Linked DNA regions of Homo sapiens: all the other regions are linked to region 1. A link is a loop called in an ENCODE intact Hi-C map of the cell type or tissue named here. Cell type or tissue: GM12878. All regions are shown on one strand. Each heading gives the region's core, and the rest is flanking DNA. Links, peaks and the distances in the headings are about the cores only.

Region 1 (7,872 bases), core at 1,681-6,680:
TTTATTTTTCTTCACAATAATCAGATGCAGCAAATAGTATTCACACCGATTTTACAAATGAGAAAATCATGGTAAGATAGTTTAAGAAATTGTCGAAGCTCATACATCTCATTAGTGACAGAGCAAGAATTCAAATGTCAAAACGCCTATGCAAAGTCTATACTGTTAACCAGAAAGCTAAGCTTTCTGAAAATGTAGCTGGTTTTATCCTGCAGAACATATTCTGCCTATGGGTTTCCATGTATCTTCTTAGTATACATATCTTGCAACCAAGGTCTAGCTTATAAGTTATTTTTGCCGTAGTTTAAAATTATTTACCATATTTTTATTGAAGGGGGATTTCAAATTTAGTAAAACTAATCAAAAATTTCCTATTTTGTTTTCCTTTAAAGCCTATTTTACACAAAGCAGAACCTATCTAAATACATTTTAACTTATGAAACAGAAGTTTACTTATTGAATGAGAGGAAAACGTCTAATTACTCAGTGATGGTCAGGGTGCCCTTTTCACTCTCAAATTCTGGCAAAATATATGCTTAGTGGAGACAATAAGGAGTATATGTTGAAGAAATGATTGTGAGACCATTTAACAAATATTTCAACTCTAAACAAAAAAGTCCTGTACTAAGTACCGAGTAAGGGAAACAGAATTTGAAGTGACCTTTCCCTGGCTCACCAATGGTTTTAGGATTTAGAGGAACAAGAGAGTATAAATATGGAAAAGTAATATTGAAAGTCTTATAAGAAAACATAAATGAAAAGAGACTATTAATTTAGCAGTGACTTTGATCTAATCATAACTAGAGGAATATAAGAAAGTTATCTCCCAAATCAAAAAAAAAAAAGTACAAAATGGTTTCATATCCTCTCCTCTAAAAAATTAGTCCAAACATAAAATCTCTGAAAATGAAATTAATTGACTTGAGTTCAGCACCGTGTCTAGTACAATGGTAGTATGGTCTTGAGTAAGCCAGTTAGATACCTAGGATTATCTCTCAGTGTGGAAATAATAATACCTCTTCACTTACATATCATGAAGGTCACATGAAATTTTCTCTTTGCACAGTTCTAGAACACTTTAAAACTTTAGTGTACTTTTGTACACCATTTTAAAGTAACCCTACTCCCCAGCAAAGACATTTAAAAACTGATCATGCTTTTTGCCATGTTAAAAAAATAAGAGTTGTCAAGATACTTGAATTTTAGTCCCGGTAATTTCACAATCTAAGTTGTGACTTCAGCATGTCATTTAAGTTTTCCAGTTCACAAGCCAAACAAGTGAATTAGATAAGATGATCTTTAATACTCATTTCTTTTCTGTGAATTGAATACTGTGTAAGGAGAGGAGGAAATTTTCATTCACCAGAAATAATGTATTTGATAGTATTTATTTATTCAATAACTATTTATTGGCTGCTGACTCTTTGCTTGGACTTAGAGAAATGAACAAGAGAAATAAAGCCCAGACCCTGAGAGAACTTTCTAGATGGGGAGACAGACAACAGACAAGTAAACAAATAAATAGGTAATTTCAGAAAATAATAAGCACAATGAACAAAAACAAGACAGGGTAAGAGTTTTTTTATTAGCAGATTCCTTTACCATATTACTGGTAAAATTAAACATCCTTGGTATTTTGTAATTTTTTCCCCTTTCTTAAAATGTCTTTCCTTCTCAGTAAACTCTTTCGACCTATGTGCTTAATTTCCTCCCCAAGTAATCTCCTTCTTAATTTTCTCCATGTTCACTGACTTCTTCCTGCCGCAGACAGCCAGGCACACCTGTTTCTTATGCTATTTACTGCCACATCTGCCAGCCCCAGGTGGGCTCCAGTTGACACAATCCAGGTGCAAACATGCAGTGCACACACTCTGTGGCTCTTAGTTCTGCTCCATGGCTTTCCTGTTGACACCGGGGCTTAGAATTCCATGTGACCCTGATGGGTACTTATGCATGGACAACTAGAAAGTGTAGGGATGTTAACGAGCCATAGTATAAACCTTTCTCTAATGCGAGGTGGAAACCAGAGATTCGATATTTTTCTCTTTTTTTCTCCTCATATGGATTGGCTTGAGGCACAGTTTTGTGGCATTTTACAAGACAACTGTGCAGGACGTAGAAATGTTTTGCTCTGAGATGTGTATAAGCGTAATAATTCATCATTATATTGGCTTTCCCTTTCTTACCTGTCCCTTAGTGCTCCTTCCGTAATTGTCCTATCTAATAAAGTAGTACCACTTATGCCTTTGCTTCAGGCTTTGCATTTTCTAACTATTTGTGCTTCCATGGAACCAGGAATGGCTTTAGACAACACACCCTCAGGACAGATTTTAGGAGTTGGATTACTCCCCTATGTGACAGCAACGAGGATCTGATTTCTGGTTGTAAACACATGGTGATAACTCTAGGCATGTGGTAGCATCACAATTACCAACACTTCCTCTTGTGGTTAACTGAGATGTGGTGCAGGTGGAAGAAGATGTGTTGGGATCCTCAGTAGCCGCATACCTAGACTTCCCTACCCAGACAGAGGACTCAGTGTTACACTCAGCATCTCCAACCCTAAGAAAGAGGTGCAATGTTGGGGGTTTCTTTGGATTTTGGAAACAACATATATCATAATATTTCAGAATATTTTTTCAATGCATTTATTGCTTTACTTAGAAGGTTGCCCGTTTTCAGTGGAGTCCAGAGCAAGAAAGGGCTCTTCAGCATGTGCTGGCTCTGCTGCAAGCTTTCTGTCCCTGGAAGTCTGTGACACAGTAGAGATAGTGCTGCTGATGTCTGCGGTATGGAAGAATGGTGAGTAGAGGTCTCCAGCAAGCCCCAATAGGAATTCTGTAATGCAGACACCTAGAGATTTGGAATGAGTTCATGCCTTTTATGGAGAACTGTCCTCCATTGTAAAATTGTCTGTAGCATGATTCTGGCACTAGTGGGGACTGATTATTGGACCATGGGGTACCAAGTACTTATGTGACAGAAGCCACCCTTTGTAAGTTGAAAAACTGACCAAATCTTAAAATGAGGTGGACATAGCAGCAGTCCACTTTATAATGGAATATTCGGGATCAAGCCCTAACTAGTACAGATGACACAAGATATTATGAGGACAAGTGGCACAGACCCCCTTGTCACACGTCCTTAATTAATGCCCTGGCACCTTTCTTCTGTCTATGTATATGGCCTCATAGAGGATTCCCTGTGAACTACTGAAGAAAAAGGAAGCCATCCAGGCACATCCAGGCATGGCTCACAAATAGTTAACAAGGTAGTCTATGCTGGCGAAAAGTTGATTTTTGCTGCATTTAACTCCACTCATGAATGTCCCAGGAGGACAATAGCAAAGAAGAGTTGTCTTAGTGACCAGAGTTGTTTGCCTTGGGCTCTGCTTTCTGGGGCAACATTGGTTTGCTGTCTTCAAAGATCTGCTTATGTTCCCTCTCACTTCTGCTAGCTGCTCTTCTTGCAGTTACTGTATCACTCCTTGCAACTGTCAGTATTTGCCTTAAACTTATGATCAGGGCTACCAGAAATACAATGATTATAAGCCACATTTTCGGTTCCAGTACTGTAGAGTACATTCATTTATGCAAAGGAAGTCTGGTTCAATGAAGTTCAAAGTCAGCTGAAAGGCCAAAAAAAAGGATGCAAAGGCAAAATGCAGACTGGGAAGTGAGGGTCTAAGTAAATGAGGTGAGTTGACTTTGGTGGAGTAGATGGTGTGTTTATAGGATGATTGTGTACATAGATGCCTTAAAGGAACTTTGTTTTAGTTCTGAATGGCAGCACCATCTCCCCACCGCCATACCCCTCTCCTCACTCTGGGACCCTGGGTCATTACCCAGAGCAGTCAGCAGGGAGCTCCCCAAGCTTGGCCTCCGCTCTGTGCACCCTGTGATCTGTCTTAACCAGGTTATTCTTGTCTTCCACTTGTCATAAACCTACCTAAATGACAACCCACTGATCGTTATTATTTAAAGCTTATTTAAAGCAGTGTTTTCATTGACAAAGAGTTCACAAGAGATGTTCAGGAAAATAAATTTTCACGGTCACGTGAGTTTAGGAAATGCAATGTAACATGTCTCCCTTTTTTGAAAATTTGTCAGGCACATTTACATATTAAAAGGCCTTAAAAAGAGAGTAAAAGGAAATAAAAAGATACTTTTATCCTTATTTAATTCAGTGATTACCAAATGTATAAGCCTACATAATTCCATTTTATCTTTGTTTTAAATACCATCTCCACTCCTTCCCCCGCAAATGTTTCATCCCTCTCTCATCATTCAGGGAGAAAGAAAAGTCATCATAATAACTTTGAAGTATTCCTGTGGTACATTAGTGTTCAAAGAATTTTGGAGTTGAAAAGGACCTTAGAGAATATCTAATCTATTGGGTCACAAACATTTTATCACCAAAAACCATTTTACTTAAATCTCTCCACATATATACAAGTTTTAAAAGACAACTTCTACCACTTAGAAAATTATAATATTCTCTCTCTTTTTTTTTAAACCAGCAAAGGGGTAGAGAGCTGCCTTCCAAAGCCTTTTATTAACATTGAGTTATATATTTATTCTGGCACTTTAATAATACTTTGAGCAAAAAAATCAAAGGACCTTGACATTTCGGTTGGCAAACTTTTAAGTTTTTTTTTTTAATGACTTCTTATTTCTATGATCTCATAAGGATAGGAGATCTATATTATGCCCGTCCTCAACTATTTATTGATAACATACCTTGGTTTCAAAAAGTTGAGCGTCGTACTCTAGGCCCACTGCTGTTTGATAGAACTCAGAGCTCCTAATTCCCTGATCAATATTCTTCCTATTGCCTTTGATGTTTCTTTAGAGCAGAAGTTGGCAAACTTTTTCTGTAAGTCAGATAGTAAACATTTTAGCATGTGTGTCATAAAGTCTCTGTTGAAACCATTCAACCTCATTGTTGTAGTGCGGAAGCAGTGATAGACAATATGTAACAAATGGGTATGACTGTGTTCTAATAAAACTTTATTTACAGAAACAGGCCACAGGCTGTGAGCCACAGTTTGCCAACCCTTCCTGTAGAGCACTTTGCCATACACTTGCCTGATTATAAGAATTATCTGGCCTATGAAGTAAAATATGGATTCCACTATCTCTTCTGATTCTGATTGAGGATAAGGCCTATAAATCTGTGTCCTTTTCAAACACATCAGGTGATTTTTATTTTTGGAGGAACAAGTTTGTCAAACATTGATTTGGGTATACTTATTCTTTTTTTTTTTGTAATATTAGAAAACCACATGTATTTATTTCCAGGCTGAAGTATTTAGTATTTTCCAATTTGTACCAGATCAAGTTTGAGTCAAAGAAACTGAATATTTGGCTTCAGTTTGGTTTAACAGATTAATTTGAATCAAATCATTGGCTTGTGGTGCTTGTAGTTTAGTTTATGGTACTGCTTCTTATATGAACCCTTAAATGATTTATTCCTGGTTCATTTGCGGTTCTTCAATGGGAATAGCTTGAAGAAGGATCCAGAATCATTCTCTAAAGGATTTGATGCCTGTTTAAGAAAATATGTTAATGTACACTGTATATAATATACTTGTTTTTATATATACATACAGTATAACCTCACAAGAGAAATTATGGCTAGTTAGAAGTGGGGATTTATAAAGGAATTAAAAGTAATCAATATTAACATGATGTTGTACAGTTGAAAAAGTACATTTTTCTCATTTGATATTTATAATCCTGGGAGGTCTTTTTGTTTTTTCTTTTTTTATAGCTGAAGAAATTCAGGCTGAAATCACAAAGCTGGTAAATGGAATTGGGACAGAAACTGAAGACTTTAAATCTCAAATTATGTGTTCTTTCTCCTGCAGTCTAGAAGATGCAAATAAAAGAGGCATAATAGCAGAAGTTAGGAAAAACAGATGAACCAAGGAAAAGCTTTTTATGAGTGTCCATCGCTCCAGTGATCCCTGATCCAAACAGAATCCTAGACTCTTAAGAGCTACTTCTACACTGTCTTAAAACAAAGCTTGAAAAAATATCTCTAAGTGTCCTCCCATCCTCTGCTCTCTTAGAGAAAACCTTTTACAGCACTGAAGGACCTTCTGCAGCTTGAAAAATCCAAATCAAGAGTCCACACTTGATAAGGCCATGGAGGGATTCTGTAGAGAGGAGGACTCGGCCGATGAGGAAGGGAGGGCTCCTGAGGATTTGGCAGAGCTGGGTCCTCACCTGCCTTCTCTATAAAGTCTTTCCCAGTTTTCCTTTTCATAGCTTTCTGAAAACCTGGTCAACTCTTCTTTGAGTCCTCGTGCAGCCTTTTCATGGTTCTTTTAATACTTTTCATACACTGCCCTCTTGTAAGGTGTTACAGGATCCTAATGAATGCCTTCTGTATTGTTGTATTCCATACTAGTTAGGGCCTAACAAAAGCATGGCATCGAATTGTGTAGAGGTGACTGATAAATACAAGAAGGAAAGAAGAAAGAGTGGGGAGGAAATAAGGGGAAAGGAAGACAGAAAGAAAGAGAAAGGAGAGAAAAAGTCAACAGAGCATGAGACATAGCATTACTAATTGGCTGAGGAATATCAAAGTTAGTATCTCTACCCTATTATTTTCCTATTTCTTTCCTGTCCCAAAGCTAAGCAAGAGTGGAATTATCTCCCCAAAGTCCCTTGTCCTCCTCTGATTGTTACAGCTGGATCAGGGTCCTATTAATTGATGATGAGGGTCACTTGCCTGTTTCCCCAGGTAACCATGAGCACCTTGAGCTAAGTCCCCTTTCTTAGATACCATTTTAACCAGTTCCCCTGACTCCAGCCTTTCTGCTCATTTTATTGCATACACAAATGTCAGGTTAACCTGCAGCACAGTTGTAGTAAACAGACAAAGGCTTGCGATGTCTCCACACTGCCCAGGATGGCCTGCATACTTGAGCTGATCTACTAGCCCTTTGCAATTCACAATGATGTGCAAAATATTGCCTCAATCTGGTATTCCTCACTCTTTGTTAATTCTGTCTTTCAAAATACATTCTGAAAATACATCTCAAAGAGAATCTCACAGTCCTCAAAATCTCTTAAAATTTCCTGTTTCCCTGATATGTGGTATTCCTCTCATTCTTATTTCATGAGAGGTACAATTGTATAAAAAAAGTGCTTGCAAGCCTGAAAGATGTACCCTTTGCCACATTCAGTTCTATGCCCTTAGGTAATTTGCTTAGCCATTAGGAATCTGTGTTTCCAAATCTTCAGAAAAGTGTCTTAGTCCCTTTTTGCATGCTGGCAACAAGTGAAAAACTACCCTGCTTGTAGCAGAAGCTTAAACTCCTGTGATGAATGACAGAAGCAACAGCATCTAACCCTGGGGGCACAGAGAGACAGGGACTGAGAAGAGTAAGGGACAGGGCAGTTGGATCCAGATGGGCTTCTGTTTTTGTACGATCATGATCCCTTCTTTACTTGTTAGTATGACCAGCAAGACATTAAAAAATATTTCCTTTTTCCAAGACCATATAAGGAAATAAAACTATTTAGCAATCTGATCTCTCTTCAGAATGCTTTTCATTAAATGATATGAGTATTTATTGCTTAATAGTGGACTCTTCAATGCCAGCATCCCCCAGTAACAAATTAGTATAACAGTATGCTCTTCCACTTGCTTCAAAACGTGCTTTCTGATTACTGTCATAAAAAATAGGCCAGGCATGGTGGCTCACGCCTGTAATCCCAGCACTTTGGGAGGCTGAGGTGGGCGGGATCACGAGATCAGGAGATCGATCGAGACCATCCTGGCCAACATAGTAAAACCACGTCTCTACTAAAATACAAAAAATTAGCTGAGCGTGGTGACACGTGCCTGTAGTCCCAGTTA
Region 2 (7,872 bases), core at 1,906-6,905, 820 kb after region 1:
GTGTTGAATTGAACACATGCATCCTCTCTGACATATATATAATTTTCTCCCTTCTCTTAATTTCTAGGATTGCTTTTAAATGAGGAGGCTCCAAGTTCAATTTTGCATGAAATACATATTTTTAACAAGTTGATTTTTTAACAAGTTGATATTTTTTCACATGCTGTAACCATCTGTCACTCAGTAAAGCCTAGAAATCAGACATATCAAAAACTAACCTTTTTTTTTTAAGAAGAAAATATAACCATTTTTTAAAAGACCATTATGCCCCCAGAGATTTAGGGTAATTTTGTTTTGAAGCAATACTGACCTCCTGTGGCCAGGAGAATCCTTCACTTTTTTTTTTTTTTTTTTTTTTTAAAGCAAGAGGGTTTTATTTTTTACATCCATAGAGAGGTATGGATTGACTTATTTGCATTTCTTAGCTTGCTAATTTACAAAGATTGTTATCTTTTTGGTATATCAATTTACATATGTACATTAAAATAAGTTATATCCGTTTGACCACTCTACCTTTTTACTCTTACCTAATATTCATCAAAGTGATGCAATGACTTTTTCAGCTGAGGTGCACATCGTAATTACCTAGGGAGTTGTAAAAATACATATGCCAAGAGTTTTTCTTGTAATACTTTCCCTATCATGACAGTATTTATTTTTGGCCCACAAAATTTACTGTAATTTAGTAGTGTTGATATTTTCAGTCTGTAATTCTAGTCACAAAGGCAGTACTTAGCAAAGTAACGTCTTGTTCTCTATCAATTGTGGGGCGGGGGTGGAAATGCAACCCGATGTTGTAAGACCCCGAAGTCCAGAAGATACAGTATTTCAGGTGCATTCACTCTAAGTATGCGGTTATTTCTTCCATTTGGGGCACCTTTCTCCTGTTCCTCCCATTTCTATAAACAACGCCATTTTATTAACGTCACATTTTATTTGGGGTCAGCTGCTCCTTATTTAGCTATAGCTCATTGTCCTCACCATCAATTTACATTTCAAAATACCTTACGTGTGACTCTCTCCGCCATCTGCATTTCACCACCTTTGTCTTCTGCTTCCCTGAAGATGGCGGTGGCCTCCTGGGCACCTTTTCTGCTCCTCTCCTCCTCTGCCCTCCCTGCTAGGCTCGCCCTCTCCTCTTCAGAAGCCCTCTGCCACGGATTGTCTTCTGACCAGTGGCTCCTCGTGGGTCTGTGATGATCAGGCAGAAATTGGGATAAGAGTTCAAAAATGTTTATGACAATTAGAGCAATGTTATGTATGTTTGGATCTAAGAATACAAATTTTGGCTTGTATTTTTGTAGTTGGTCTTGTTTCCACTTCGTGTTCTAGAAATTTATTTCTACCATCTATTACAGCAGCACTGGTCAGTGATGGATTGGAAGAAAACTCGCCCTTCACGACGGAAGGTTTGAGGAGCACAGCTTTACTCCTTCCTGCTGGGTTCATCCTTCCTAAGCATCCTTGTTTTGTGAATTATTCCCTTACTCAACGATTTTAATGTCTTCTCGTTTTCCATTGTATCACGTTGTATTAGTCCGTTCTCATGCTGCTAGGAAGAAATACCTGAGACTGGGTAATTTATAAAGAAAAGAGGTTTAATTGACTCAAATTCCGCGGGGCTGGGGAGACCTCAGGAAACTTACAATCATGGCAGAAGGCACCTGTTCACAGGGCTGCAGGAGAGAGGATGAGTGCCAGCAGGGGAAATGCCAGGTGCTTATAAAACCATCAGATCTCACTCACTATCATGAAAACAGCTTAGGGGAAACCACCCCCATGATTCAATTACCTCCCACAGGGTCCCTCTTGTGACACTTGGGGATTACGGGGATTACAATTCAAGGTGTGATTTTGGTGGGGACACAGCCAAACCATATCCCATGTCTAAACTCGCTGTGGAGTTTCTAGTGAATTTAACTTCAGCCCAGCTGTCCAGCCTTCTTCTTAATTCAGCTCACCAGGCTCTCCAGGGCCTTTGCTTAGGTGGAGAGGTCCGCGCATGCATGCACACAGCGTCTCCCACTCCTTTCTTAGGTTCCTGAGCCAACCCCGCCCCAGATGCCGATCCCTCTCTGTGACCCATCCAAATGGAACCATTGCTTCAACGTCCACTTCAGGTTTTTTCTCCTACGGAAGCTTCCTGCTCATCCCAAACCTTACTGGTCTTCCGGTCAGCTCAGTTCCCACGGTGGTCACCATGACAACAGGTCAGCACAGGCAGCTTGCATGGGCCGAGGGCCTCATGTGCCCCGCCCCTGTGGTCTCTGGGCAGCATCTCCGGTACTTCTCACGCCAGCCTACGAGGTAGCTGCTATTTTCACCTCCATTTTATGGATGAGGAAACTGAGACACAAGATGTTAAGTCTCATGCCATTGGTCAAAGAGGCTGTAAGGGGTGTGGAGGGGATCACAGCAGTCTTGACTGTTTTTTTGATTTCTCTGCGAGGTAGCTAATAGGAACTCTAGTTTACAGAGGAGGACATTTAAAGTTCGATGCCCTGGGCCACAGGCTGGGGAAGCATTGATTTGAACCCAGGTCACTTGTGTTAGTGTCCTTAGGCTGTGGTAACAAATCACTACAATCCAGGTGGCTTCATACAGCAGATTTATCATCTCACGGTGCTGGAGGCCAGAAGTCTGAAATCAAGGTGTTGGCAGGGTTGGTTCCATCTGGTGGCTCAGCGAGAGAATCTGTTCCACGCTTCTCCCTCTTGGAACAGCTTCTGGTGGCTGCCAGCAAGCCTCAGCATTCCTGGCCTTGTAGCTGATTCACACCCATCTCTGTGTCTGTGTTCACAGAGGTCTCCCTCTGTGACGATCTGTGCCTAAACTCCCTCTCCTTTTCGTTTATAAGGAATGCATTTAGGGCCCACTCTAAACAGAGTGATCTCATCCTCGAGATCCTTAATTACATCTGCAAAGACCCTATTTCCAAGTAATGTCACACTCACAAGCCATGGAAGTTAGGACTTGAACGTATCTTTCTGGAGGGTGTTACTCAATTTACATCAGTCTCGCTATCAAGTCCACATCCTTTCCACACTGTGCTGTTGTGCAATCACTTTGTGCCATTAAGTTTCCTATTTGATCACATACTCTCTATGCGTAGACTCAGTGTTTGACAGGCTCAGGATTTATTTAAGCTGTTGTAGTTAAGAACCATGCTTTATCCATCATCGGCAGTCCCTCAGTGCGATAAGGCATCCTCGGATGGGAGAACCTTCCAGAATTCTCCATCACAGCAAGTAGACAGTTAGGTAACATCATCTATGGATAAAGCCATTCTTATGTGTAGGCAAAAGAAAATGTATTCCTCCACACAAAAAAGGATGCCTATTGGGAGTACCGGGAAGGAACTAATAATTATTTAGCTTCCACTACATGCTAGGCCCTGTCATGCATTTTGCTTTATTCTTATTTAATTAACATTTTGTCCATTAAAGTTCAGAGCAGCAAGAAAAGAAATGAAGTACCCCAAATAGCTAAATTGTAGTTGGTTTGGGCATAGCAGGTTAGGCTAGCAAGATGGAAGAAAACAACTTTTGTGATTCATTATGAAAAACAATTATTGAAAAATAATTGAATCTTAAGGTATTGTGGGTCTTACTAATTGAATATGCTTTCATTGAAAAGACAAAAACCCAGTGCTGTGAGAGAACCTTTGTTTTTGTATTGCCATTCACCGGAAAAGCTTTTTAAACTCAATAATAAAACTGTGAATAACTTTTAGTACTAAAGTTTCAGTCATTCTTTCTTTGGTGACTTCACTTGAGGGAAGTTAAAAAAAGTGGCAGTAATTCTGAGCACAACAAAGACTTAGAATTTCAAAACTCGATTTGCATTTTAAACATTCAGGAGTAAGGACTTTTGTTTGTTTGCTTATGGTTTTTTTTACGTAGCCCTTGAGGATGCAATGTTAAAAGACAGCACTTTTAGATGAAAATGATGGGTCATGTAATTGGAGGCTGGCTGGGTTGGTGGTGGGGGTCCGCAGGAAGGACTCCCCCGGGATATTCCGCTTCGGAGTTGTTTTTAAGTGGATTGTTCCTCAAAGAGAATGAAGAGTAAATATACTTCAAGTTTAATGCTCTCTTGAAAAGCAGCAAAGATTGCTTTTTAAAATAACTAAATCTGTGATGAGGGATAAGGGAAAAGGCCTGGTATTCTCTTCTGTTTGCCCTTTGATAACTTGTTTTTGTTTGAAGCTCTGTTTTGTGGATCTATGTTCTTGAACACATTTCTGTTTTAAAATCTCTCCTCTCCTGCTGTGAATTGTCTGACTTGGTTTTGATAGTGCACTAGGCTGGAGGTTTGAGGACTATTTAGTCATGAGAATGGCCAAGGAAGGGCTGTTGTTGGTTTATCAGTAGCACCCCCTTGTGGCGATTCTATGCATTTCCTAATTCTAAGTAGCTGAAACGTTTCAAGGACAAGTTTAATTTGATTTATACACAATATTTTCTTCTATTTTTCATGTTGTTAGTTTAATTACTTTTCTCTCTTACTCTAACATTTAGTCCAGCCTAAGATCCATTCTTTCCACTTTAAATTTAGGGATGAAGCCTGTGGCTTGGAACAGACCGGGGTTCATATGAGGATTGAAGGCATTTTAATAACACTGAACACCAAGTCACTGCCAAAAGTCTGTGCCAAATCTTCGCACTTGCTTGATTTTAAACACTTGAATATTTAATTCTAAAATACACTTTTCTCAAAACAAAAGTATTTTAAATTGCTGTTATTGTTACTTAATGGTACAGTATTCCCTTTATCTTTATTCGTACTCAGAAAATAAATTCTGAGGGCTTTCTTATTAACCACTAAAACGTATACTGTGTGCAACACCTTATACAGTCTACTCAAATGCTGGATGAGATTATTTGGAAATTAAGTTGCTTGAGTGAAAATCCCATATGGGAGAGCTGCGGATACCTTAGAGCAAATTGGAGCTGCATTGGCTTTACATTTCTTTTAAAACCTCCGTATTTCAATCAGAGAACTAAAACTGAGCATTAATGCATTTCACATGGGCTGAATATCTGGTTTTGAGCTTTGCTATAACTCTAGATATTTTGGTATGGTAATTAAACTAATGTTAAAAGTGCATCTTGACAACTTCTTACTTTTTTGCCATTATAGTCTCCTATTTCTGTAACCACTTTTCCACACGCCCCTCGAGGTTTTGCCTTGTTTGAATAATTTAGATTAGGAGGTCATTCAGAGATCATTTAAAATACAATTTTGCCCAGACTACATTACATATTACTTTTGGAGGACACTAAATGAATGCTTACTTGTAGAAATAATCAGGGCGATTGGTTTAGAGGCTCAGGGCCTCATTCTTTATGAGCCTCAAATACTGCGAGTACCAGGGTTGGGGGAGTAGGGCAGTGACTCACAAGGCAGCTTCTGGGAGGAAAGAAGGAAGTCAGGTGGTGCCCACAAAAGTACTTTGCATTATACTCAATCTATTGTACTCAACTATTCTCCATGCAGAGCACATTGATCCTATGCCACTGATTGATATAGCTTCATGATTTTTATGAATGCTCCTTCCCTTATATTCCCACAGGACTGATTTTGTTGACTTTTTAAAAATTCAATTTCATACATTGGGGAAGTCCATAGTGTGATTTGTGCTAGTGGGCTTTGATTATTTTCAAAACTTAAATCCTATATTTAAAAGAACTTTCTACGAGTGTTTTTGAAAAGTATATGTATATATATATATATATATATATATATATATATATATATACACACACACATTTAATACATATGTATATATGTATTACGTATACATATACATATATACATATGTATATATGTATTACGTATACATATACATATATACATATGTATATATGTATTACGTATACATATACATATATACATATGTATTAAATCCTGGGGCCTGATAAAATAAATTTAGGTATTTTTAACTAATTAGAAGAGGAAGGTATCTGAGGCAGGAAAATAGGGTATAGAGGCGGGGAACATAAGGGCGATTCACACTTCAGCTATGACAGGAAATATTCTATCCAGTTACATAAGGCGTAGGCTGAGTAAATGACTTTATTACTTTACTTCATCCTCTTCATTTACATAGGGCGAACACCAAGTAACCAGTGGAAACCTCTAGAGGGCATTTAAACCCCCCACAATTTTGTAACGGGGCCCTTGAGCCTCTGTGCTTGGGCCCACTCCTGCACTGTGGAGTGTACTTTCATGTTCAATAGATCTCTGCTTTTGTTGCTTCATTCTTTCCTTGCTTTGTTTGTGCGTTTTGTCCAATTCTTTGTTCAAGACGCCAAGAACCTGGACATCCTCCACTGATAACAGTATCAGGGACATGGGCTGTGCTTATTCATATACATTTGTCAATGGTTGGAGGCTACTGCCCACCTCTGTGATCACTCTGGAGAAGAGAATCTTGAAGATAATTGTAATTTGGATTCCCTTCACTCCAAAGTACTGTCTTGTCTTGAATTGGGACTTTAAAGAGGCAATGGAGAGGATGCATTGAGAATGACCAAACTGTAATCACATAAGGAGCTTAACAGCACTCTGCTCTATACCTTTCTCTCTTTTTAGGCAGGTTCTGGCATCAAAATGTCTGGATTTTAATTCAGCGTGCCGTTTACTACCTCGATCAGTTATGTTGCTATGTAACAAATTACCCCAAAACTTAACAGCCCAAAACAGCATACTGTTTTGGAGAGAGAGGATTCCTGTGGCTCAGGAATCCAGGTGTAGTTTCCTTGGGTCCTCTTCTGGCTCAGGGTGTCTCACAAGGCTGCAGTCAAAGTGTCAGCTTGGGCTCTGGCTTCATCTGACGGCTCAGCAGGGGGAGAATCCACTGAGAGACTCACTCAAGTGGCTGTTGGCAGGCCTCAGGTCAGGTTGGCCAGAGACATCAGTTTCTTGTCACATGGGGTGCTCCACTGAGCAGCTCTCAACATGGTAGCTGGCTTCTCCCAGAGTGCGTGAGAAAGGGAGTGAGGGTGAACAAAGACCGTCAGAAAGGTAGAAGTTAGAGCCTTTTTGTAACCTAATCTTAAAAGTGATATCCCATTACTTTTACCACATTTCATTTGTTAAACGTGCGGCACTAGGTCCAGCTCACATTCAACAGAAGGCAATAGCGGGATGCCGGGGGTCCTGAGGACACCTCAGAGGCTGCCGACCACACTACCAGGGTCATTGTCTCTGTCACTAATGTCTCTGGTATTGGGTTCTCTTGTGTCAAATGACTAAAATAATGATTCCTACTTTAGTGAGCACTGAATAACCTAATAAGACACTTAGAGCTGTACCTGGCCTATAGTTAGAGGCCAATTAAATTGTGGTGTTAACAACATCCCCATTTTATAAAGGAAGAAGTAAGATTACACTGAATTTACGGGACTTATCTGGAGTCCTGCAACTCAGAAGGAAGGAGGCTGCTGGGATGTGAACCCAGGGCTGCCTGACTCCAAAGCCCATTGCCTTAACCACTGTTCTGTCCTAATCACCACGGAGGCTTGGATGCGATTCCATCTCCATATGTGTAACAGGTAGTCAGAGTTGCATTCCTACTTGAATATTGTTTTCATCAATGACTTCTGTGTGGATAAGGCCACCAGCCAACTTCCTTTCTTTATCAAATTTGAGAGGCTGGGCGCAGTGGCTCAGGCCTGTAATCCCAGCACTTTGGGAGGCTGAGATGGGTGGATCACCCGAGGTCAGGGGTTCAAGACTAGCCTGGCCAACATGCCAAAACTCCGTCTCTACTAAAAAAATACAAAAATTAGCCGAGTGTGGTGGTGGGCGCCTGTAGTCCCAGCTACTCAGGAGGCAGAGGCAGGGTGAATTGCTTGAACCCAGGAG
Region 3 (7,872 bases), core at 1,148-6,147, 450 kb after region 1:
TGTTGCCCAGGCTAGTCTCAAACTCCTGGGCTCAAGTGATCCTCTCACCTCAGCCTCCCCAAGTGTTGGGATTACAGGCATGAGCCACCACACCCAGCTGGGATGTAGCTTTGAATGAGGCTGAGTTTGACTCAAGAACAAGACCAATGTTTGTAAATATCCCTCTGAAAAGTTAGTGTCCTGAATATAAAAGAGCTGTGACACACCAAAGACTGACACAGCAGGAACTGGGTTCTCATATCCAGCAGGGGCCTGGTATCAAGGCCCCTGGTAGGAGTGCTAGATGTCAAGGGAAGACAGGCCGAGATACTTCATCTGCTCCTCCTCTTGGTGACCACCCCACTTCCAGTATGCTTCTGCATCCACAGAAAAATAAAAGGGGACTTATGCTATGAAAATTAAGGCTTTATTTCTAACTGTATTTACTTATGATATTAAGACCAAAAGGATAACTCAAATGTTTTGCACATTTTAATGAATCAGTCAAGACAGATGGAGCACTTACTTTCTCTGTGGTAGGGGTTGGGAGAAACATTTTTTAAAATATAAAAAATGTAGTCCTGTCAGAAACAAACATTCTACACAGGAAGATTAAGTTAAATGGTAAGAAATAATGCAAATATGGAAAATAACCTAATTTAGTGGTAAGACATTAAATGTTAGTGTCTTTAAAAGGAAGATTAAAATGGGAATTGCAGTGGTTGGTAAAATTATTTAATACTTTAAAAAAATAAATTGTTTTAAATTATTTACTTCCTATCTTGTCCGAGAAAAGATTTAAGGCCCATTACAAGGAAAGGTAAATTGTAACATGATAGTAAATGCATATCAGGAATAAAAGAAAGAAAAAAGCCAGAGATATGGAAAAAGTGCAACCATGAATAAAGCTTAGAAGGTAAGCTGGGTGTGGCAGCATGTGCCTGGGGTCCCAGCTACTCAGGAGGCTGAGGCAAGCGTATCACTTGAGCCCAGGAACTCAAGGCCAGCCTGGACAACACAGTGAGACCCCATCTTTTTTTTTTTTTAAGTACATACAGAAAAAGTCACAATTGATAAAAGGGCTCTACTTTCTGGCATCTAACAATAAAAGGGAAACTCAGCTATAATATTATTCATAATTCATATATGCATATTATTACTATTCACAAGTACAACAATTCTATGTCATGACATGAAGTAGGAATTTATGCTACTGTGCAGAGGAAGGAGAGGAAAAGGAGTAGTAATTATAAAGAGAATGCTTCAGAAAGCCTATGAAACAAGAGCACTAGCGGGCATTAATTTAGACTGCAGGCAGGAAAACAAAGTGCAAAGCAATAGAAGCAATTCTCTTTGTTAAAAAAAAAAAATCAAATATTTACCTCAACCAAAATAAAATTTTAACAAAGCTCCTAAACATGCTGTTTCATGCTATATCCTCCACAACACTATGAAAGGGACACTAAAATAAGTAAATGAAACATTTTGTTGAATAAGATTATTATTCATAATTCTACCAAAGACTGTTTGAATTTTAAAATACTGGCTATGTGGCCCCTTTTTCATGGTTGCAAAGGACCATGTGCCCCACTAGCTGCACCCAGAGACAACCATCTTGTTTCCTTCTTGCAGAAGCTGTTTCTACTTTGGAATTTCAGACCCCACTAAACTTTCTTAAAATTGGATGACAGATATACTGAGTTAACTATTTTCACTGCCAAGGAAGGACACTTACACAAACAAAAATAACCAAAAAAAAAAAAAGACTGAAAAGAGAGGAAGAAAATCTGAGTTTATTAAAAAGCATACAAGATTGTCCTTATTTATCTAATTTTTCCTAAGACTAGCAAAAGTTGTAATCAACTATTGTTTGGGACAGCAGTGGCTCTCCAACTTTTTTTATTTTGGCCAACTTAGCAAGGCCAAAACTCCAAAAGCTAACTTAAATCACTATTTTCCACTTTTTAGTAGAAAAGGATTTCCATGATGAAGACTGGAGAATAACAAAACCAATAAACTGCAGTAAGCATGCCACCAGCAACAAACAGGAACTTTACTATTTAATTTCTAAGAGAAAAATATGAACAGCTACATACGGTTCTGTATTACAACATAATGTCCCAGGAACTTTAATATACTCTGCCTTTATACTTATTTCAATAATTAAAAATTCATTGGTAGTACATCACCAAGTATATCCATGTACATGGGTCACTAGTTTAACAATGGGAGTAGAGATTATTTGTATTTGAGCCAAAAACAACATGTTTTAAAATGTAGTCTCCGGATAACAGGTACCAAAACTACTACACTATTAATATAACTATTAATCCTGCATATTCCCTCCAGTTTTGTCTCCTGGTTTTATTACAACATGGAAAGTAGATAAGCAGCCATTATCAGAAGGCAATGTTAAAGAAATTACGAGCAAATTACAAGCCTGGGATTTACAATGACTGGTAGGGTTACCCTGGGTTTGTAAAGTTTGGAGAGGTAAGCCTTCCAAGAGTTAAATGCTACCTGGGCCTTGACAACCACCTGGATTCATGCTTCGGGTCATGTGCGGAAACTTGCCCTTGCTACGGTTCAGCTTGTTTCACTAACTCCTCTAAGAGTATAGTCTAATTAAAACTTAAAAATAAACCTTAGATTTATACAGGATTTTGAGGAGTGAGGTGTAGCAATATGATAAATATATCCCTATAAGGTGAAAATATATGGATAGGTAAAAGGACAGAAACAGCACATCTTATATCCCCAATAAGTGTACTTTTGTATCTTCCAAATTACCTAAAACTGCAGCAACATGGATGGAGGTGGAGGCCATTATCTAAGTGAACTAACTCAAAAATAGAAAATCAAATATTGCGTGTTCTCACGTATAAGTGGGAGCTAACCAATGAATACACATGGACATAAAGACAGACATAACAGACACTGAGACTCCCAAGGAGGGAGTGGGGGAGGCGGCTGAGGTTATAAATTACCTAACTGGGTACAATGTTCAATATTTGGGTAATGAGTACACGAGAACCCCAATCCCCACCACCATTACGCAATATACTTATGTAACAAACATGTACATATATCCCATGAAGCTAGAATTTTTTTAATGTAAGCTATAAAAATGTTAGGTAACCATTTACTGATGTGATATTCAGAACATGAAAAAGAAAGTTAACCCAACAGAAAACAAAGCAAGATACACTATAACCCGCACTGTGCACTAACCTAGAAAAGGAAAAAAAGATGTTAACATCAACACATATTTAACTATCTACAAATTTGTTTATTATTACTAAATTAGAGAAGTAATACAGCAAAGTGGGTAAGAGACTGCCTAGACTCAAAGCAAAGGCGTACCACTGACTAGCTGTGTGATTTAGGACAAACTATTTAAACTCTCTATGCAAAAGTTCCTAAGCTTAGAAAATAAGGATAGTAACAGTTCACAACTCAAACAATTATACAAGTTACTATGTCTTACATTTCTAGAAGGGTGCCTAAAACATAGTAAACATATGTTAACTATTATTATTTGCTTTAAATTATTGTGAACACTATAGAGAAGAATTTTTAAGTCTGGTCGGCATAAGAACAAATTCTACGTTCTATTTTAAGAGGCCCTTGCTGTCTTGTATATAGTTTCATCAATAATGAAATATACTACTTATACTGAAAATTTATCACCAATTAATTTGAAACATCTACTAGGTTGATAATTGTTTAAAATCACCCACCTGCCAAGTATAATCCTTTATAATTTCTGTAGGCATTGGAATTACAAGGAGATTCTGAAGAATAAATGCCGCCTGAAAATGTAAAAAAAAAAAAAAAAAAAAAAAAAAAAAAAAAAAAAAAGGTCAATACTGCCATCTTGTGGTCATCTCTGAAATAACCAATATATTGTAATTAATAGCAAAAGACATCTCTGGTCAACTGCACATGCTGAGAGGTCATTATGAGAATTGTCAAACTGTATTTCTTGTTAGGTGATGACCTTCTTAGGTAATGACCTTGTTAGGTAATGACCTAACAGCATATGAAATTATTTCATCAGGAAATATATCTTTTCCTATTTCAGAATTCAGCTTTATTAAAAAATGATTTGTATAACATAAATTCTTCTGGTAGCATTTAAGAAATATAATTTTAGGTTTCTACTATCCCCTTTCAGATTACACACACACACACACACAAACACACGCACCCCTCTGCCCCGCTTTCTCCCTTCTCTTATACAGACTCCTTTCAATAAAAACTTGCTAACTAGAAATACAAACCACAAATGTCCAACTTGACTAGATCCTGAAGATGATCAAATTAAATAATCATACAAATAGGAGCATTGATTGTCTGCTTAATGAAAGATGAAATAACCATAATGGGAGAATGACAGGATTAACAAGAGGATTCTAAGAAACTGACATTTCCAACCATGATAACTAGAAGTGATGGAAAAGCTTTAAAGTTGATAAATCAAGAAGCAGCCATAAATATAAACATCACTACTTAAAAACATGAAGGCAAACAGCAACAAAACTAGCCTTTTGAGCTTGGAACTGGCGACTGCTAATGGTGGACCCAGGAGCTGCTGTTTTTTTTCATAAGCCTCTAAGTACAATTTGATTATTGTTTTAAAACCATTTACATGAATCATTACTTTAACAAAAGCAGCAATAAAAAAAAACCACAAGCTATTCAGAAAGAATTAAAATAGGGTTTATTTTTCCCTCTCATGTTATATGATAAATACTACAAAGAGTTATTTTGACAGCCTCTTATCTATACTAAAGCTTCATAAATATCAGAGACCCATAAATGCTGAGATAATATAAAAGTAATTTTTCCTGTGAACTACCTTTCAATGCATAATAAAAAAAGTTCACATTAAAATATAGTATATTCCGATTTTATCTTATCGGAAGGAAGGACTCCAGTTTTTCCTGTGCATGAATACCTTTTAAATCCTCTACTGTCATTTTGTTTGGGTGTTCACAGACAGAAGAGATCATGGTCAGTGGTCAGTCCACCATGTTGAGCGGCAGTCAAGTATCGCTTACGGATACCATCACAAAGAATTTCTAAGGAAAAAAAGGAGAAAAGACAGACATACCTCCCGGCGCACCATACTACATTCTGACTGGTCCAGAAGAATGTTCACCACAGTTCCCCAGAGCCCACCGGAAATGTTCTGACAACTGTTTGCTAAGGCCACACAGCCCGTTTCAAGGGTGGTCAGTGCTGATCCTAATCCCAGTGAAGTGAATCTCACCTGTTCAAATTAAAGAGAAAGTTGTTGAATCAAATAAGCCTTTTTCCTAACATGAATTCTTAGTTTTTCTGGTACATAAATATCACACTTTAAAAAAATCCATTGGTTTTATGATCCTAAATTATAAGAGACACCTATAGAAGACAGTGTCCTCCATTCCATGATTCAAGAAAGCAGTAATATAGGAAAAATTAAATATAAGCAAATTTCAAAGCAAAGTAAAACTGGGTATAAAAAGATGCATAAAAATTATAGTTTGCAAGCCTTTTTCTAAGGAAAGCATAGGGCACTTACATTTTATGAACACAATTTCAATTCTTCATTCTTAAAAAAGGTAGCTATTCTTTGTTCTACCTTTCTTAATTTTTTATTGTTTCTTCCAAATAAATGATTTTAACTTTCTTAAAACTTCTAAACAAAGAGGCAATTATCATTTTACAAGGCATTTCGTATTTTCCTCAAAAGTTATTCAAGAGAAAAACGTTCCCAAATAAGATTGATGTGGTATAATATGCTTGCTGTAGAACCACTGCTGTTCAAGCCACACGTTTTGGTAAATTTCTGAATTCGAATCCAAAAATATAGTTTCAATGACAGCTATAGAATTTTTTAAAAATGCAGTCATAAAATTGTCAAGTAGTAAGTCCAAGTTCAATGTGACTAAAAAATGTATTTCAAATATTTCTATAAATAAGATTTTATTGTAATAGCATATTTTACTTGAAAAAAGTAAACTGGCTAAAACTGGAAAGAAATAATACAAAATTTTGTATTGTAATGCAAATGCAATTTTTTGCATTTAATTTAATTTCATTATATGACACTTAAGTGTTGCATGTCTATAATTTCCAGATCCTTTTTATTTTTTTCAAAATTGCTAAGCTTCTCCAATAATTTTCCACTCTTCTGAAGGTAATAGATACTATAACCTTTTCTCTTTTATATTTTCAATCTATACTCGAACAAATTTGATTGAAAATGAGGGTGCTGTGTACTGAACTGTGTCTCCTCAAGACTCGTATGTTGAAGCCCTAATCCCCAACCTGTATTTGGAGACAGAGCTATTAGGTGATTACAGTTAAATGAGGTTATAAGGGTGGGACCCTACTGCACTAGGAATGGTGGCCTCAGGAAGGAGAGAAATCTTTCTCCATGTGCGTGCTCCAAGGAGAGGTCATATGAGCACACAGTGAGAAGGTGGCCCTCTGTAAATCAGGAAGAGTGCCCTACCAGAAACCAACCATGTTGACACTCTGATCTTGGACTTGCAGCCTCTATAACTGTAAGAAATAAATTTCTGTTTTTAAGCCACCCAGACAATGGTATTTTGTTATGGAAGCCTGAGCACACTAATACAGATTTTTGTACCAAGGAGTGGGGATGCTGCTGAAACAAATGCCTAAACACATGAAAGTGACTTTGGCACTGGGTAATGGGTTACAGGCTAGAAGAGTTTTGAGGTGGATGCCAGAAACGTAGACATGGGTAATTCTCATGAGATCTCAGACAAAAATGAGGAAAGTGTTATTTAAAAAAGGTTATTTGAGGAAAGGCAATCCTTGTTATAAAGTAGCAAGAAAACTGGTTAAGCTGTGGTCATGTTCTAGTGTTTTGTGAAAGGCAGAACTTGTGAGCAATGAAATTGGATATTTAGCTGAGAAGATTTCTAAGCAAAGTGTTGAAAAATTGGCTTGGTTCCTCCTGATTGCTTATAGCAAAATGCAAAGGGAGAGAGATGAATTAAAGAAGGAATTAAGAATGGGTAAGCAAAAAGAAACAAGAACAAGATTTGAAAAATTCTCAGCCTATCTGTGCAAAAAAAATGAGAAAGCTTGTTCTAAAGAGAACATGGAGGGTGTGGCTGAATACCCATTTAAGAAAAAGATCACGGGTGCAATTCATGGACTTAATCAGACATCTCAGCAGAAGCCAGGAATAGAGATGGGATTATATCAGCAAAGACATTGCCAGTTTGAACTAAAGAGGACAGAGAAAGATGCAGAGAATGAAGGAAAGCTGTTGGACTTCCTGGATTCTGTAAGCAAATATGTGCTACAGTGGTCCCTCCCTTATCCATGGGGAATACATTCCAAGACCCCCAGTAGATGCCTGAAACCACAGATAGTGCTGAGCCCTATAACTACTATGTTTTCTCCTACACATACATATCTATGGTAAAGTTTACAAATTAGGCACAGTAAGAGATTAACAATAACTAAAAATAAACTAGAACAATTACAACAATATGTTATAATACAAAATACATAAATGTGGTCTCTCTCTCAAAATATCTTATTGTATTGCACTCAGCCTTCTTGTATTGATGTGAGATGATACAATGATTACATAAAGAGATGAGGTGAGGTGAATGATGTAGGCATTGTGAGGGAGGGTTTGGCTACTACTGATCTTCAGGGTGCTTTTGGAAAATGAAACCTCTGATAAGGGAGGACTACTGTATTCTTCAATGAAAAGAATGACCCAAAAAATGATTCAGAGATCCCCAGGCTGCTAATCCCACCACAGGACTCAAGGGTGGCTTTTCCTCCTTGGTTTCAAAGACCTCTGATTTCTGTGGGCCAGAATGATGACCCTGCCCAGTGCTTCAGGAACATGGC

Evidence for each region. A loop is a pair of places that touch in the nucleus more often than their neighbours do. Peaks named below come from ENCODE experiments on the same cell type or tissue, not always from the same donor. Only the 100,000 strongest peaks of a DNase experiment are listed, where the experiment ranks them.
Region 2: a loop joins it to region 1, with 2.3 times the contacts of the local background. A loop is called at or near these places in 3 of 110 quality-filtered maps.
Region 3: a loop joins it to region 1, with 6 times the contacts of the local background. A loop is called at or near these places in 37 of 110 quality-filtered maps.

What each region holds. Positions count from the first base shown.
Region 1 is chr18:69,633,234-69,641,105 of GRCh38, forward strand. All of the region lies in intron 3 of DOK6 (docking protein 6), which reads left to right. Among named protein-coding and RNA genes, the nearest start is that of DOK6, 240 kb to the left of the region's middle. In GM12878, for the core only: a CTCF peak has its summit at 3,868; no DNase peak of the experiment used is centred there.
Region 2 is chr18:70,450,529-70,458,400 of GRCh38, forward strand. No RefSeq gene overlaps it. Among named protein-coding and RNA genes, the nearest start is that of LINC01910, 70 kb to the left of the region's middle. In GM12878, for the core only: a CTCF peak has its summit at 4,384 (motif pointing left); a DNase peak (open chromatin) is centred at 4,382.
Region 3 is chr18:70,082,894-70,090,765 of GRCh38, forward strand. It overlaps RTTN (rotatin), which reads right to left. Exons shown (of 49, transcript NM_173630.4): 31 at 5,096-5,254; 32 at 3,720-3,791. Among named protein-coding and RNA genes, the nearest start is that of RTTN, 120 kb to the right of the region's middle. In GM12878, for the core only: a CTCF peak has its summit at 3,855 (motif pointing left); a DNase peak (open chromatin) is centred at 3,888.